2 separate regions of the Homo sapiens genome follow, and region 2 is linked to region 1. A link is a loop called in an ENCODE intact Hi-C map of the cell type or tissue named here. Cell type or tissue: CD4-positive, alpha-beta T cell. All regions are shown on one strand.

The links. A loop is a pair of places that touch in the nucleus more often than their neighbours do. Peaks named below come from ENCODE experiments on the same cell type or tissue, not always from the same donor. Only the 100,000 strongest peaks of a DNase experiment are listed, where the experiment ranks them.
Region 2: it touches region 1 in a loop (9-fold over the local background); 6 of 110 quality-filtered maps call a loop at or near these places.

What each region holds. Positions count from the first base shown.
Region 1 is chr3:128,679,716-128,682,215 of GRCh38, reverse strand. No RefSeq gene overlaps it. Among named protein-coding and RNA genes, the nearest start is that of RPN1, 30 kb to the right of the region's middle. RefSeq lists a silencer at 840-1,059 and enhancers at 1,120-1,289, 1,400-1,529, 1,004-1,696. In CD4-positive, alpha-beta T cell, CTCF peaks have their summits at 1,115 (motif pointing left) and 1,314 (motif pointing left); a DNase peak (open chromatin) is centred at 1,315; H3K4me3 peaks cover 1,591 bases; H3K27ac peaks cover 1,881 bases.
Region 2 is chr3:128,922,613-128,925,112 of GRCh38, reverse strand. The region is part of intron 12 of CFAP92 (cilia and flagella associated protein 92 (putative)); the gene reads left to right. Among named protein-coding and RNA genes, the nearest start is that of ACAD9, 44 kb to the right of the region's middle. In CD4-positive, alpha-beta T cell, a CTCF peak has its summit at 1,371; DNase peaks (open chromatin) are centred at 1,322 and 1,792; H3K4me3 peaks cover 887 bases.

The sequences.
Region 1 (2,500 bases):
GGAAACACCTTTCTGGATGATTCTAAGGCAGAACTTGGCTCAAACTCTCAATGTTGCCACTGTTTTCGATATTAACCCGAAAAGCCTAAGATATACCAAAATCAGAAGAAGCCATTGAGACTATGTATGCTTACAGTAGAAAGGCATTCAGCATCAGCAAATAGGTCGAGTGCCTCCTGCTTCCCAGGCCAAATTTTCTGACCCCCCGCCAACAAAAACTAGCTTTCAAGAGGGCTCAGGCTGTCACAATGATTGGCATTCTTTGCTGTAAGTACTACAGTATTGACCTTGAAATTTTTATCCTTGAAAATTGAGTTTCATGAATGTTTATCAAATGTCTTGGTTCCAGGTTAAAAAAGTCTTTTTTTTTCTATGTGCTAGTCTGCCCTTATACCCTTACAAAAGAACTTGTCTTTAAGCCATAATTTAAATATTTACAAAAAATTTAAAATTAACACCTGTCCATGGTACAAAGCTCAGAAAACCCAACGGTCTTAGATGAAAACTGTCTCCTCCCATCCTTGTTCCGTATCTCTCCATTCCCTTCCTTAGGCTGGGCGATCGCTATTACCATTACCGCTATACTATGCTTACACATTCATATCTTCATTTATGTGGGTCTTCTTGTTTAAAAACACAAAGGCATATCTATACACATTTTCCTGTGCTTTGCTTTCTTTCACTTAATTTATCTCAGAGCTGGTTCCACATTAGTACATAAACTGCAGCTTTGCTCTTTTTAACGGTGGCAGGCCATTCCTCTGAAAGATGGCCTGATTTATTTCACCAGTTCCTGGTTTTGCGGCTCAGGATGGGAAAAAGGAAGTCTGAGTGAATCGCGTTGAGGTTACTAGGAATTGCCATGCTGCCCACCTCCCGAAGTGTTAGGAGGTAACATCTCATCGTCTCATCGCACTCCAGTGGAGTGTCGCGAAGTTGCAACTCGGCCCCAAGGCGGCCCGCACTTCCACCCGCACACAAAGGCAGGTCGCAGCCCCGCACGCGGGGACAGGGCCAGCAAGGGGCGGGGACCCTCGGGGCCGCCGCCTCCGCAGCCCCGCGTGTGGGACCCTGGGGCGGGCCGCCATCTTGTGGTGCGGCCGCCGCCTGCCAGGAGACACCTAGCAACTCCGCAGCGGCCATCTTTTACAAGAAACCTTCGCTGCAACCGCTGCGTCACATCACCGCGTCTCCCAGGGACAGGAAAGCCTCTCCGTGTTTGGTGAAGCTTCAGGGGAAGCAGTCATCCTGTCGTCGCATACGGCAAAATCCTCCATTGCCGTAGCCGTTCGGCTGACGTGACAAGGGAGGTGCAGGCCAACACGGCGACTCCGCGCCCTCTGGCGGCAGTGCCGGAGCAGCGGCGCTGTCTTTGACCTATCCGGCATTCGGCTTCCGGGACCGCTTGGCGGCTGTGAATGCAGAGCTGGGGCGACGTGGGGCTCGCTTCCTGGGACTGGGTGTGAGCTTGCGCAGTGAGCCATATGGGGGTCATGGCCTGGCGTGGGGGCGTGGCCGGGTGGGGCCGCTGGATTTGGTGCTGGAAAGCTAGGGAAGTAGTCGTGCGTTTAAGAACGGCCGGCCGGCGGGGTGGCTCAAGCATGTAATCCCAGCACTTTGGGAGGCCGAGGCGGGCGGACCACGAGGTCAGGGGTTCGAGACCAGCCTGGCCAACATGGCGAAACCCCGTCTCTACTAAAAATACAAAAATTAGCCAGCGTGGTGGCGTCTGTAGTCCCAGCTACTTGGAAGCCTGAGGCAGGAGAATTGCTTGAACCCAGGAGGCAGAGGTTGCAGTGAGCCGAGATCGTGCCACTTCACTCCAGCCTGTGCAACAGAGGGACACTCGTCCCCCCCCAAAAAAAAGCCCGGGCTGGGTGGCTTACACCTGTAATCCCAGTACTTTGGGAGGCCGAGGCAGGCGGATCATCTGAGGTCGGGAGTTCGAGACCAGCTTCATCAACATGGAGAACTCACCCATCTCTACTAAAAATACAAAATTAGCTGGGCATGATGGCGCATGCCTGTAATCCCAGCTACTCAGGAGGCTGAGGCAGGAGAATTGCTTGAACCCAGGAGGTGGAGGTTGCGGTGAGCTGAGATTGCACCATTGCACTCCAGCCTGGGCAGCAAGAGTGAAACTTTGTCTCTCTCTCTCTTTCTGTCTCTGGCACATACACACACACACGCACACACACGGGCCTCCTGTGGTCTCACTTGGTCCTCTTTGTGACAGTGCCATTGTTACCATTTACAGAGGAGGAACTGAAGCTCATGGTTGAGCCTCTCACTTGCCCACTTTGCCAAACCCTGGTAGGGATGGGATTAGAGGCTCCTTTTCTTTCGTGAAATGAGACAACGATCTGGGGGATCGTTGGAAGGATTAAAATGAGTATTCAGATTACAATGCTGGATTCTTAATAGTGTCCTCTGTTAATAATAATAATAATGTAGTAGCAACAGTCACGTAGTCTTTACAGTCACAGGTGCATGTGTGTAG
Region 2 (2,500 bases), 240 kb before region 1:
TTTGCTAAATCACTAATCTTATCCCCTGCTGTATGTTGGGGTGATCAGACCCAACACCAGGCTGTGGGGGCCACAAAGTCCAGCGGAGTCAAAGGAATGAGACAAAACAAGTTAAGAGTGCATAAAGTGGGACTAGGGGGCCAGTGCTAGTATGGAGGCTGTGAAGGTCCCAAGTTCTGGAAGCCTGCACTATTTATTGGTGATCAAACAAAGAAGCAGGTGGTGAGGATGTGGGGGTTGAAAGAAAGCAGTGTATCAGCACATGATCTATAGCTGTGACAGTTTAGCATTTTCTTTGAAGCATGTGGAACATGTTCTGCTACTTGAGATAATGGGAAACATGTTCTTCTAGTTTAAGATACAATCGGTCGGGCGTGGTGGCTCACGCCTATAATCCCAGCACTTTGGGAGGCTGAGGCAGGCAGATCACCTGAGGTTGGGAGTTCGGGACTAGCCTGACCAACATGGAGAAACCCCATCTGTGCTAAAAAAAATACAAAATGAGCCGGACGTGGTGGTACATGACTGTAATCCCAGCTACTTGGGAGGCTGAGGCAGGAGAATCACATGAACCCAGGGGATGGAGGTTGCAGTGAGCCAAGATCGCGCCATTGCACTCCAGCCTGGGCAACAAGAGCGAAACTCTGTCTCAAAAAAAAAAAAAAAAAAAAAAAAAAAAAGATACAATCGTTCTATGAGCCTGGGAGTGCTAGAAGGAAGGAGCCAGCAAGTCTAGACACATTCCAGAGGCCGCAAGGGGTTTTATGCCCTGAGCCCTGGATTCCATCCAAGCCATGAGGGGTTTTGTGCCCTGGGCTTAGATTGTGGTGCAGCAGGGCAGCCTTCCACCCTTTGGCACAGAGCTTGGTGTTCCAAAGGCCATGAGGGGTTTTGGACCCTGGACCCCAGACATGTTCCAAGACTCTTTTACATTATATCAGACATGCAAGTCCTGCCTCAGCTTTTTTCCCAACACTCAGCTTTTCCCCAACATGCCCCCTTTTCTTTTTTGTAAAACCGCCACAGCTATCATAGCTTGTTCTCGACGGCAGCTGTCTCTCCCGAGGTGGCTTCCGCATCTGCAGACTAAAAGGAGACAGCACAAACACATAATTATTAGAACAAAATCTGCCAAGTATAGAGCTTCCAATGGCCTTAATCCATTTAAGAGGATTGATTGTGGACAACCCATTGGCTGTCTTGTTCAAAATATCAGTTCCAGGGAGCAGGGCTAAGTGAGCCTGAGAGGCTTCAAAAACCTTCTCTTTTAGTTTTACAATATCAAGGGTGAGATTTTCATCTTTGCCCTCCAGATGGCATTTAAGAGTAACATTTCCTATTGCTAGCATAAAAGGTGGCCGAACACAACTTTGAATCCAAAAGGTCTTTCTGTTTTTAAATTAATTGAGCAAGGCAATTGCAGGCTGTTCAGCCCTTAATTGCCAGTTGGTGATCCAGCTTCATTTGTCTTAGCCCTTATTCAAAATGTAGTCGCTCTGGTTTGAATGCTTCTTACATATTTCCCCCTTCCCTTTTACAAAAGGACCTTTAATCCTAAGGGCTGCAGAAGGATGAAGGTCCATCTTCTGCAACTTCTTCATGCTGAACAGGGGCGATGATATTCCTGCCTATTAGGGTCTCTTGTATTCAGGGTAGAGAGGAGCTCAGTCAGAAAGCATTGGTCCATTAAGCATCTGTTGTGCCCCTGAGTTCCTGCAAAAGGTAAAACCCTGGCGCTGCAGCAGTTTCTCAGCTTCCTGTGTGGTTTTCTTGATCTGCCCCCATGTTATGGGGGTTGATGTCAGCGTGACTCCAGTCGGTCCTCATTCCATCTTCGCATTCAGATTCAACTGGCCCATGGCTCGTACTGGGGGAACCCCCTCCATGGTTGGGTCCCTCCAGTCTCCTGTTCCATGGTCGTACACATCTTGAGGGCACCCACACGGCTTGTTCATCTCCTGCAAAAACACAAGCATACCCTCAACCCCACGTTAGTAAATCTAGCGAAACAGAAGCAAAAACTTTTGTGGCTGTAGCTGGGAGGCATACCATTGGTGAAGCATTTGTTCTACAAGCTGTAACTCAGCTTCTGCCTCTTTGGTTAATTACCATGGGGTAAAACTTTCCACTGATAATGAGAAGCAGGCCCCTTCTAACAGAAGGCACAGAGAGCAAATCGAAGCTTATCCTTCTTGTGCAACAGTATAGCAAAAAAGCAATCCTTAAACCTTAAATTTGCACCATACAGGTGGGTCCACTAGATGCTGTGGCTCATGATAGATCTTCAGATGTTTGGTGGGCACTCCATTGTTGCAATAAGTCTCTACCTCATAAATTGATAGGAATAGGTGTAATAATAGGTTGAATTGTTCCTTCCTGGCCATCTGGCCCGTGACATGGTAAAATCAAGGAACTTTGAAAAACTTCTGAAGCAGGCCCTATGCCAGTGATACCCATGGAAGTCTTTTGTTTGGGCCAGTGTTGGGGCCATTGATTTAAA